2 separate regions of the Homo sapiens genome follow, and region 2 is linked to region 1. Evidence: chromatin contacts called from ENCODE Hi-C data. All regions are on one chromosome and are shown on one strand. The core of a region is the stretch at or near the end of the contact, and the rest is flanking DNA. Distances in the headings are between cores, read along the strand shown. Region 1 holds the start of LINC03110 (long intergenic non-protein coding RNA 3110). Region 2 has its middle 35 kb from the start of ATP8B1.

Region 1 (6,581 bases), core at 896-3,395:
ACAGTTGATGGCCCAGCTCTGCTCTGGGCCTTGGAGTAATGGTGGTTCCTCGTTAGTCCAACCCATTCCATCAAGGTAGAAGTCTATTATAAAGATTTCAGCAGATGACTCACCTGATCGTAAAGAGACCACACTTGCCAGCAATGTCTTCTGTGTACTATGCCCCTCTTCCATTTACAGGTGTCCTTGGGAACCAAGCAGACATTGACAAGGAGACTTGGGCTTCCAGATCCTGACTCCATTCAGATACAGCTGCCAAGGGGCACAAAATTTAAAACAGAACTCATGTTTTCTAGAAGCCTATGATCTAGTTGTGGAGATAAATTATACAAACAAAAAAGTGACAAGCAAGGTTTTGGACATTAGGACTTCTTTATTGTTGATGTGTGTAGTTCAGTAGTTTTCTGGAGACTTTTGTCAAAGAGCCTATGGATGAGCAAAGAGCAAAGAGAAATAATTTTCCAGGATTAGGAATGGTGGGTGCAGAGAGTTAAAGGAATCTTTGTGAAGACTGATTATGAAGGCATGATTCTTTCTGCATAATAAATTGTGTACTTTATTATTATTAGTTTAAATGTGACAACCATGATCATTCTCGGTTAATATCGACATTACCCTTTGCAGGTAAGCACACTCAGGTAGAAAGGTGGTTAAATACTGTATTACATACCTCCAAGGATGACCTGTTCTCAGTCCTCTGGGATTTCTGATAGAGGGAGTTTAGCAGACTCTTCACAAACTGTTAGGTGCCAAGAATTGATTCAAAGCTCCTGATCACTGGGCTGTTCATTCAGAGTGTGGGAGTTCCTTGGTGTGGTACACTGTAGACACATTTAAACAGAGGGCAGCGTGGACTGGATGTTCTCTGAGGTCCCTTTACTTCCGAGGTTCTAAGTAGTAAGGGACTTTGGATAAGGGAGAAACTTAAAAAAGTTACAGTGGCTGAAGAAAGCCTAAGAGAAAAGTAGGGGCCTAAATTGTACCTGAAGGCTGGGCAGAGTTGGAAGGACATATTAGTTCCTCCAGACAGGAGAACATATGATCAAAGACTACCTGTGGACAATTATCACAGATCAAAGACTAGCTGGGGACAATGATCACAGTGACTGCAGGATGGTGGAATACTTATGAAGCAAATAATATGTAAATAAGATTTATTTGTGTCAGGGAGGGGGCAGCATTTAAATAACCGGCAGTTGAAAATTGTACCATATTAGTTATATGTCTAAAATTAGATGTTCAGAATAAACAGCTATTTCAGAAGAATGGACACAGTATTAAATTAAAATACAAGTAAGATTTATTTGTTGGAGGAAGTGGGAGAGGAAGGTACATGTTCAGTTGACTCAACAGTTTAAATCATACCTAAGACATTTACATATCAGCTATATGCTAATCCTTATATGATAATTAGTAATTAAATTCATTTTGCAAAAACATCAGTGAAAGCTTTGCTGTGAAACAGTTTTGTAGGAGGCTAGTTGAAATTATTGTTAAATGCCTATTTGAAAGGGCAATTAGTTAGACTATTCTGTAGTTCAAGCTTTTCACTAAGTGACTTAGTGAGTTATACTTAATGAAGTTCTGTTATATATAGATCAGAGGTCCGAAGCTCTTGGAAATTCTTATATTTTAATAAAGTAAGCAGTCAAGAACTGTTTAATGATAATAAGAGTAGCTTGACACAGATACATATTTAGTCACCTGTTTAACAATCACAGAATATCAACCCTAAAGAGCACCTTAGCTGACCTAGGCCAAGACCTTCAGCATCAGACAGTCTTGTAGCCTGGAGAGATTTTTCTCTGTCTCTTCCTAAACCTCTACTATAGTGGTTCTTAAAGTGTGGTCCTGCCTCAGCAACATCAGGGACCTTTTGAAAAATGTAAATTCTGGCTGGGTGTGGTGGCTCACACCTGTAATCCCAGCACTTTGGGAGGCTGAGGTGGGCTGATCACTTGAGGTCAGGAGTTTGAGACCAGCCTGGCCAACATGACGAAACCCTGTCTCTACCAAAAATATAAAAAATTAGCCGGGTATGGCAGCACGCACCTGTAATCCCAGCTACTTGGGAGGCTGAGCCAGGAGAATTGCTTGAACCCGGCAGGCAGAGGTTGCAGTGAGTCGAGATCTTGCCACTGTACTCCAGCCTGGGTGACAGAGCGAGACTCCATCTCAAAAAAAAAAAAAAAAAAAAAGAGTTAAAAACATGCAAATTCTTAGGCCCCACCTCTGATCCCCTGATCGACTGAATCGAAACTCTGGGGTGGACCCAACAATATGTAGCTTAGTAAGCCCTCCAGGTGATCCTGATCCACACTGGGGTTTGAGAACTGTTTCCCCACACTACAGCTTCAAAATATCTTGAGGAAATAACTTCTCTTAGATCACTCTTAGCCACACAGAGAAATACTTCCTGTTTTATGTCTAAATTTATCTTCCTAAAGCTTTGAAGGGTGGAGCACACTATCTTCAGAAGTGTAGATACTTTTTTCACATTCCTTTATGGGCAACATGCTAGGGTGCATCTCAGCAGAAGGGTGGCCAAGCCTGGGAGGGGATGAAGACAGAGCTGGCACTAAGCAGGGACATGGGGAAACAAGGGCTGATCTTAGCCATTATTTGATTATTTGATAATCCAAGATTCACTCCAAAGAGGAGCACAGCATAGTCTGGTTCAGCACCTGGGTTTTTAAGACTAATAACACTGAGTCAGAGATTCACAAGGTTGTGGGGGGAATCTTTGGACCTAGGTAGTAGAGATAAAATGACGGGAATCATCTATACTGGCCAACATTGTTCTAGAAATTGTCTGAATAAAGCATAACAGAATAGAGAAGGGTCCAACCCTCTGGGGATATAGCATTGACAAGGAAAAAATGACCTCAGATGACTGGCTGCAATTTAGGGCAGGATTCTACTGCTCCCCTCCCCCTCATTTCTGCCAACCCAGCATTAGCTAAGAAATCCAGGGATCCAGGATGTACAAGTAATGAGGGCGGAAGGAGCACATAGGTGGTCCAACTGTGCTGCTGAGGTCTTCCCAGCACTGTTTGGGATCTGTTCCAGAGAAGGGAAGGACTGTGCAGATAGCTGGTGGCTACTGCTTTGTCTGCCTAGAGTGGAGTAGCACTCTGTTCTCAGGAATACTGCTTTCCACAGTGTGGTTTAATGGGATCCCCCAGTTTCTGACTGATCTGCTTCCCTAACTCAGTGATTGGCTACAGATAGGCATGTTCCCCAAATTCAGTCCTGAGACTTCTGACCTTCAACCAGATGGAAGATCTTGGGTTTGCTCAGGTGGCAAACCTGTGAGGTATGAGTCTGAGCTGTTCGGTGGCCATGTCCCACAGGCTGTGCAGAAGAAGCCAGTCTGTGGTGGGAGAGAGTGGCTGGTGCACTGAGAGAAGCAGAAACAAGAGACAGAGAAAGGGCGGGTGGTGTTCCAGTCCCAGGTGTGGTCAGTCCTGAGGTCCAGCTCATACCCACCTTTCCTGCAGTTCAGTTGGGTGAGCCTACAAATCTCCCTTTTCTGCCTAAGCCAAATTGTTCCTGTGGATACAGTGTCTAACTTCTTGTCATCTTTCTGAAGATGCTTTAACTGGCAAAGCATCCATCAGGGTTTTATTTTGGTTTTAGAGGTAATAATGATTATTTTATTTTATTTTCCCAGTGGATAAACAATCATCCTATGCTATTTTTTTATTGTGATGAAATATACAATACATAAGATTTTCCATTTTAACATTTTTTAGCGTGCAATTTAGTGGCATTAAGTACATTCACATTGTTGTGACATCACCATTCATCTCCAGAACTTTTTCATCTTCCCCAACTGAAACTCTATACCCATTAAACAATACCTCCCCATCTCAGGCAACCACCAGAGGATTTCTAGTCAAAAGTAGAATGGTGGTTTTATTTGCATTCTAATACTTCCCTGAGAACAGTTCTTGAGGCCTTTGAGACATTGGGCAGATTAACTTCAGGAGAGAGATGAGACTCCTAGGTTCCTTCCCATGGCTACACTTTTCCAATTGAAATTCACCAACTACTTTTCTATCTCGCCTCAGTAGTGTGAGCAACCTTAAGTTAAACAGGCAGGACTTGGAGGGTCTAATTATAATGCAATTTTACTTTTAACTCCCACTATTGCTTTAAATGTATTCTGTGGAATTAGTCTTTGTCCCACCCTCGATTAAATTTGGGACAATATGACTATTCCATTTATTCATGTGCAATAAAAAGGTCTTGCAATTAGTAATTAAAATGTCCAATCTTGGGTAATCATCACATAATCAAATCTAGGAGGCTCCTCCTTTCCCGAGCTCAGATGAGAAGCCTGCAGTGAGGAAGGAAGGAGGTAGGCTGTTTCCATGTGATTCCATCTAATGCTTTTACCTTTTTTTTTTCTTTCTGAGACGGAGTTTCACTCTTTTTGCCCAGGCTGGAGTGCAATGGTGCCATCTTGGCTCACTGCAACCTCCACCTCCCAGGTTCAAGTGATTCTCCTGCCTCAGCCTCCCAAGTAGCTGGGATTACAGGTGCCTGCCACCACGCCCGGCTAATTTTTTGTATTTTTAGTAGAGACGGGGTTTCACCATGTTGGCCAGGATGGTCTCGATCTCTTGACCTCGTGATCCGCCCACCTTGGCCTCCCAAAGTGCTGGGATTACAGGCATGAGCCACCACGCCCGGCCTGCTTTTACCTTTTCTTCTGCAGTTTGCCAAGTGTGGTTTCTGACCCTGCAAGCATAAACTGCAGGAAGGGAGAAGAGGTATGGGGTACAAGGAATGCTTACCTGGCTGGTACTGTTATGTTGAGCTAACAGGGGGCTCTAGAAACTTGGCAGATGTTTAGAGCTCTCTGGTGGCCATATTAATAGACACTTCTTCAAAGACCCAACCCTCATCACTGGGTATCTCTCGTTCCTAATTTCCCTAGCTGGGGCAAGTACAGCTCTATTTTGGATGGCCATTTCCTTCTTCTTCAGCTCTTAGGAACTTTAGATTATTTATGGCTTACCCTACTGAGGTTTTGCTGCCCCTCTAGGTAACCCCCAGAACAAGACCTAAATTGATCCTTTGTGCTAGCTCTTGCTTGCATGAGGCCCCCAAAGGGATTAACAGCCCACCAAAGTGGCATTAAAATTACTTCATAATGAAAACATGTGAACAATTAGCAGCCACAGAAAAATATTAAACTTAAGCAGAACCTGTCAGTCAAGAGTTTTGTGTCCTGCCAGAAGCTGACTTCATAAATCAAGGAGAAATAAACTCCTTCCCAGACAAGCAAATGCTGAGGGAATTTGTCACCACTAGATCAGCTGTACAGGAAATGCTCAAAGGGGTCTTAAACATGGAAGTGAAAGGTTAATTTTCACCATTATGAAAACACACAGAAATATAAAAGACACACAGAACTAAATGAAATAGAGATTTAAAAATACGAAGGACTGTTGAAATGAAAAGCGGTTCTTTGAAAAGGTAAACAAAAATGATAAACCACTAGCTAGACTAACAAAGAAGAGAGAAGATCCAAATAAACACAATCAGAAATGAAAAAGGAAACATTACGACTGAAACCACAGAAATACAAAAGATCATTAGAGACTATTACGAGTAGCTGCACACTCACCAACTAGAAAATCTAGAAAGTTCACAGTTCGTATAAAACAGCAACACAAAGGAGGAAAAGAAAGGAATCAAATGGCAACACAACAGAATTTCATCAAACCACAAAGACAAGGAAAGAAAAGAAACAAAGAATTTATAAAAACGACTTGAAAACAATCAGCAATTTGACAGGAACAAAGCCTCCTGTGTCAATATTAACCTTGAATATAAATGGATTAAACGTGCCACTTTAAAGGTAGAGTTTGGTAGAATGGATTTAAAAAACATGATCCAACTATATGCTGCCTACAATAAGTTCACCTTACCCATAAAAACACATAGACTAAAAGTAAAGAGGTGGAAAATGAGATTCCAAGTAAATGGAAATCAAAAGTGAGCAGGAATAGCTATGCTTATATCAGATAAAACAGACTTTAAACCAAAAACATAATATAATTTAAAAAAATGAAGGCCATTATATAATAATCAAGGGATCAATTCAGCAAGAGGATATAACAATTCTAAATATATATGCACCCAACATCAGAGCACCCAAATTCACAAAACAAATATTACTAGACCTAAAGAAAGATAGACAGCAATACAATAATAGCAGGGGATTTTAATACCCCACTCACAGCACTAGAGAAATCACAGAGACAGAACATTAACAAAGAAACATCGGACTTAAATTGGACTTTAGACCAAATAGACTTAACAGACATTTACAGAACATTCTGCCCCCAAACCACATACAACTACAAGGTGCATTCTTTTCATCAGTACATGGGATGTTCTCCAAGATAAACCACATGTTAGGCCACAAAACAAGTCTTAACAAATTTTTAAAAATCAGAATTAGATCAAGTATTTTCTCAGACCACAGTGGAATAAAGGTAGAAATCAATATCAAGAGGAACTTTGGAATCTATACAAATTAAACAACATGCGCCTGAACAATTGCT
Region 2 (6,507 bases), core at 262-2,761, 820 kb after region 1:
TTCTCTGCATCTTTGGTGGCATTGGAAATGCATTCTATAACCTGTAAGTTAAAAATACTTCCTTATTTTAATTTGTGCTGAATTACTTTTGATGATAGATACAGGTAGGTAGGTAAGTAGGTAGACAAATTCTAAACTTTATTATTTTTGTTTGGTTGGCTGGTTTGGTTTCGTTGTTGTTGTTGTTTTGTTGAGACGCTGTTGAGACAGGGTCATGCTCTGTCACCCAGGCTGGAGTGCAATGGCACGATCATAGCTCACTGTACCCTCTACCTCCTGGGCTCAAGGGATCCTCCCAGCAGAGCTTCCCAAATAGCTGGGACTACAGATGCCTACACTTAAAAAGATCAAAATTTTCCACAACTGAGTGCAGTCAAAAGGATGTGCTACAGAGTCAGAAAACAAGCCTAAAAGACACGTTTAACAGGGCTGTGAAGCACAACAGCATTGCTGGAATAACGGTGCTTAGGAACAACATTTATTCAGATAAATAATTTCTCTTGTTTATGTTCTACAAGGAAAGAAACACATATTTCACTAGATTAGTATAAGTTCTAAATAAGATAACATATGTAACAACTAGTACATAATAGGAGATCAAAATGGTATCGTTTGCTTTGAGAAAGTTATATATATATTATATACATAATATTTTATATATATAATCTTTATATATATATATATAAATTTTTTTTGAGATGGAGTCTCACTCTGTCACCCAGGCTGAAGTTTAGTGGTGCGATCTCAGCTCACTGCAACCTTCGCCTCCTGGGTTCAAGAGATTCTCGTGCCTCAGCCTCCCAAGTAGTTGGGATTATAGGCATGCACCACCACGCCTGGCTAATTTTTGTATTTTTAGTAGAGACGGGGTTTCACCCATGTTGGTCAGGCTGATCTCCAACTCCTGAGCTCAAATGAACCAGCTGCCTCAGTCCACCAAACTGTTGAGATTATAGGCGTGAGCCACTGCACCTGGCCCAATTTTTTTTTTTTTTTTTTGAGACAGTCTTGCTCTGTTGCCCAGGCTGGAGTGAAGTGGCATGATCTCCCGGGTTCAAGTAATTCTCGTGCCTCAGCCTCCCGAGTAGCTGGGATTACAGGCATGCACCACCATGCCAGGCTAATTTTTGTATTTTTTGTAGAGACAGGGTTTCGCCATGTTGGCCAGGCTGGTGTTGAAGTCCTGACCTCAAGTGATCCGCCTGTCTCAGCCTCCCAAAGTGCTGGGATTAGAGGCATGAGCCACCGCACCTGGCCGAAAAAGTTATATTATTTTAAAGCCATGCCTCAAGCATAGCAGATGCATTAGCAAATCTGGAAAGTATACCAAAGGTCAAGTTCAGGAAGTGACAGTTGTGAAAAATATTCATAACCCTCCAGCCACCCAAAGAGAGCAAGCTTACTCTGACCATGCAGATTCACAGAATCTATATGTGCTCTGACAAGATTTGCCATGAGATGCTTACATAAGTAGCCATAGTGATCAAACCAGGCAATCCGGGTACTGTCCACATGTCATAGTTACACATCATTAGCAAAAAATGGAGAAAATCAGAGAACAGTCCACGGCTATCATACCAGAAGTGCTATAACACCATATTCAGCAACAGAACACAGGGAACCGAATGGTGAGACACATTTACAAGTAGATACACTGACAAAAGCAAGTTAAGATTATGTATAAAATATTAGTTCCATGCATGTCTATATCCTGAGGTAATTTTAAATTTAAACATTGTTTTATGTCCAACTATAATTTTTTTCTTTTTAAATGGTTTTATTTTATGTGCAAATAATGAGCAGATGTTGTATCCATAAATTCTACTTTCCAAAAACAGGAGCTTTTTAACAGAAAACCACATAATAACTTTTAAAAGGCACTAGGATTCCTCTGCTTCTAGATCATTGCTAGGCTAGAAAAATAAAGTTTTTTCTACCAGGAATCAGAAGTTAGAACTGAGTATTCTCCAAAGTGGAAATTCTAGAGTGTAGTGTCACTCCAGGCAAAGATTATTCAGTTCTCATCCCAAACATCCACAACTACCTATCAGAAAGGTTAAACCAAGTTGAAACAGTCCAGCATAATTAGGCTTCATCAAACAATGTCATTATGCTCTTCTAAGATGCAAATAAACCAAAACAGGAAATACTAAAATCAAAATATTTGACACCGTCATACAAATTGTTAGTTCCTTGTTGTCTCCCCCCTTCTATAACATTAATAAAGTGAATATTTTACTGCAAAGAATATTTTATTTTATACATCACTAGCCATGATTTTTTGCCATTAGTGATTATACAAATGCTGTCTAGTCCATTATCCAGATGACATAACCATTTTACGTCCACAATTCACTTCTACAGTTATAAGTAGAATTTTCGTGATTTACATAAGTACACATATCAGTGAAGATTTAATACTGAGATGCAATCTAACATCCGTAATATCTTGTGTTTTGTAGATGGCAGTGTAGGAGAGATATATTTTAATCACTTTTCATTTAAATGAACTTATGTAAAAAATAAACTAATAATTTAGCAGTTCCAAGTCTCCAAAGGGCATTTTCAAATGTCCATAAAATAAATGGTTACAGAAATGTTTAAGAAGCATCTTCATGTCCACATCCTGTTGTAACTGCTGTACCATTTTCTCTTCCAACTCCTTCCCTTTGCCTGCAAGACGGGCTTGGGTAAGATGGATGCTTTGCTTGACTTCTTTGATATCCTGAACTTTCTGTAGCTCTTTATTTTTCTTCAATCTGTTCATTATAAATTTAGCTTGGTGTTTCTGTTTGATCTCTTCAACTCTCTTCATTGCATCAATAGTTTTATTCCATAGCTCTCGCTGGTATTTGATAAGTTCATTTCTATGTTTGTCAAATTCAAATGAATTATCTACTGTAAGCTCTTTACCAGCTGCTTTCTGGAATGGTTTGGTCCGCCTAACTTTGCGAGGATTGCACTTCTTTTTAAAGTGTTTATGACATTTAGATTTACAAAATCCGAACACTTTGCAATCGTTGTGGATGAACAACATGTCATAGCCAGGGTAGATGGGCCCCGAACAGAAATAACACTTCTCGATGCGCATGTTGAACCCGTGTGGTTCCCCACTGACCACACGCTAAGCTTGAGAGCCCAACTACAATTTCTTTTTTGACTTTTCATTTTGAAATAATGATAGAGTCACCAGAAGGTTCAAAGAAAGTGTACAGGGAGGCCCAGTGTACCCTATACCTAGCCTCCTTCAGTGGTGGTAACATCTTGAATAATTACAGTACAAAATCAAAATCAGGAAATTGACATTGAAATGCTCCACAGAGCTGATTCAGATTTCATTGTTTTTATAAGCACACACGTGTGTACTTCTATACAATCTTATTACGAGTGTAGCTTCCTGTAACCACCAACACAATCGAGATACACAACTGTGCCATCACTACAAGGCTGCCTCATGCTGTAACTGCCCAGCGGGTTCACCCTGCTCACTGCCTAGACAGAGCTGTTTTATCAAGATAGGGGAATTTCTACAGAGAAAGAGTCATTCATGCAGAGCTGTCTGTGTGGGAGACCAGAGTTTCATTATTACTCAAATCAGTCTCCCTGAGCATTCGGGGATCAGAATTTTTTTTTTTCTTTTGAGACGGAGTCTCGCTCTGTCGCCTAGGCTGGAGTGCAGTGGCGCAATCTCGGCTCACTGCAAGCTCCGCCTCCCGGGTTCATGCCATTCTCCTGCCTCAGCCTCCCAAGTAGCTGGGACTATAGGCGCCTGCCACTGCGCCCGGCTGATTTTTTGTATTTTTAGTAGAGAGGGGGTTTCACCGTGTTAGCCAGGATGGTCTCGATCTCCTGACCTCGTGATCTGCCCACCTCGGCCTCCCAAAGTGCTGGGATTACAGGCTTGAGCCACTGTGCCTGGCCTATTTTTTTTTTTTTTTTTTTTGAGACAGAGTCTTGCTCTGCCGCCCAGGCTGAAGTGCAGTGACGCGATCTTTGCCCCCTGCAACCTCCGCCTCCGAGGTTCAAGCCATTCTCCTGCCTCAGCCTCCTGAATGGCTGGGATTATTGGCGCCTGCCATCACTCCCAGCTAATTTTTGTATTTTTTAGTAGTGACGGGGTTTTGACATGTTGGCCAGCCTGGTCTCAAACCCCTGACCTCAGGTGATCTGCCCGCCTTGGCCTCCCAAGGTGTTAGGATTACAGATGTGAGCCACTGTGCCTGGCCAAGTGTTTAGCTTTTTAAGAAACTGATATTTTCCAGAGTGGCTATGCTATTTACATTACTATAAATGTAGGGAAATAGATAATTTTCTCTCAATCTTTCATAATTCTTAGTTGGGATGGGCCACTGTAACAAAAAACAGATTAAAAAGAGACAAATAAACAGAAGATTATTAACATGTATACCTCGTGTAGTATACAGGGAGATACCCAGAGAAATTGGTAAATTTCAAAGAGGTGGCTTTGAACTCACACTTAAATGCCATGTCTGCTGAAACAAAAAGAAGGGTGTAGGGAAAGTTGATTATGCTCAGGAAAAACTGGCAAATAAGAGTAAGATTTGTTATGGAGATTTAAGTCAGTGCCTTCTCCATCAATAAAGGATAACTGTCTCCAGTGACTTAGAGTCATCCTGTCCTCCTGGGGTAATGTGGATGATAAGGTAACTTCCACTCTGTTTTCAGAGCTTCTCCTGTGGTTGCAGTTTCCCAAAATAATCAGCTCAAAATAGAGAGGGGAGAGGAGAGAAAGAGAAGGAGAGTTATCATAAGGAATTGGCTTATGTGATTGTGGAGGCCGAGAAGTCCCACCATCTGCCATCTGCAAGCTGGCAGCTGGGGAAAGCCAGGGGTATCATTCAATCTGAGTCCAAAGGCCTGAGAACCAGGGGAGCTGATGATGTAAACTGCAGTCTGAGGGAAGGAGAGAGTGATATTCCAGCTCAAGTCATCTGGCAGAAAAGAAGGACCAAATTCAGGGCTGGGCGAGGTGGCTCACGCCTGTAATCCCAGCACTTTAGGGGGCCGAGGCAAGTGGATCACTTGAGCTCAGGAGTTTGAGACCAGCCTGGCCAATATGGTGAAACCCCATCTCTACTAAAAATACAAAAATTAGCTGGGCATGGTGGCATGTGCCTGTAATCCCAGCTATTTGGGAGGCTGAGGCGGGAGAATCGCTTGAACCTGGGAGGCAGAGGTTGCAGTGAGTTAAGATCGCACCACTGCACTCCAGCCCGGGTGACAGAGTGAGACTCTGTCTCCAAAAAAAAAAGGCCAAATTCTCCCTTCCTCTGCCTTAAAGCCCTCAACAGCCCATTGAGGAGGGTGATCCACTCATAGACAGAATTGGAAATGACGTTTTGCCAAGTATCTGGGAACCCCATGACCCAGTCAAGATGAAACATAAAATTAACCATCACAAATGCTAATGATCAGATATAAAACGGGAAGTGGGGTAGGGAGTACTTAGAGGTGGGGGGCAACAGTTGTCACTGCAAACAGGATGGTCAGGGAACCTGGCCTGAGACAGTAACATGTAGATCTGAAGGAGAGAGTAGGGGGCTTGAGAAGGGAAGTAACTCACCCATGACCCTCACCCTTATCCACTAACTCCTAACTCTGTGTTCTCTCCCTGATGATAGCTGGTTGTTTTATTTTCATAAAGTCGTGAGATGTTAGAGATGGAAGTGACCACTGGGGATGGCCATAAGTTTCACTGAAGATCCTAAGTCTATTAAACAAAAAATTGAATTTTTGTGGCAACTCACATTGATAGTGGTGGCTTTCTGGAGCATGGCATAGAGCAAGATCCAGAGGTTAGGTCTGGGTTCAGAGCAAAAAGTGACATTTTCCCCAAGTTCAGCAGGAGGATGGTCACATTAGACAGTCGGTGGCCCATTCCTCTTCTAGAGTGACCCTCCCATTACACGATGAGGACATAGGCAGCTGGAGTGTAACAGACAGGAAGTGGCTGGATTTTCAAAATGGTCTTTAGCATGAACACTTTTATGCCTTCACTGTCTCCATTATTGACTAAAGGAAAGTAAAAGAAATGGAGGAGGCCGGGCGCGGTGGCTCACACCTGTAATCCCAGCACTTTGGGAGGCCAAGGTGGGTGGGTCACCTGATGTCAAGAGTTCGAGACCAGCCTGGCCAACATGGTGAAACCTTATCTCTACTAAAAATACAAAAAATTAGCTGGGCCTGGTGGCAAGCGCCTGTAATCCCAGCTACTTGAGAGGCTGAGGCAGGAGAATAGCTTGAACCCAGGAGGCAGACGTTGCAGAGAGCCGAGATTGAGCCATTGCACTCCAGCCTAGGCGACAGAGTGAGACTCCGTCTCAAAAAAAAAAAAAAAAAAAAAAAAAGAAAAAGAAAAAAGAAAAAGAAATGGAGGACTCCACTCTTGGTTACAATGAAAAGAGTCCCCGCCTCCCAAACTTGCAGTTTCTCTCAGGCAACCATTTTATTCCAGGGCTTGGCCAGGTCTCCAGAAATGTTATTTTT

Evidence for each region. A loop is a pair of places that touch in the nucleus more often than their neighbours do. Pooled maps may share reads with other maps.
Region 2: a pooled map shows a loop between it and region 1 (5-fold over the local background). The contact joins the enhancer-like site here to the promoter of LINC03110 in region 1. A Hi-C loop is called at or near these places in 2 of 37 single-sample maps with no recorded cell type and 4 of 50 pooled maps.

What each region holds. Positions count from the first base shown.
Region 1 is chr18:58,654,103-58,660,683 of GRCh38, reverse strand. LINC03110 (long intergenic non-protein coding RNA 3110) reads right to left here and starts at 2,145. Exons shown (of 4, transcript NR_187442.1): 1 at 2,053-2,145; 2 at 671-821; 3 at 114-252.
Region 2 is chr18:57,835,060-57,841,566 of GRCh38, reverse strand. It overlaps the pseudogene RSL24D1P11. Among named protein-coding and RNA genes, the nearest start is that of ATP8B1, 35 kb to the right of the region's middle. Within about 2 kb of position 1,511, at least 3 of the 41 ENCODE cell types and tissues checked have a DNase peak (open chromatin) inside an H3K27ac peak, as active enhancers do.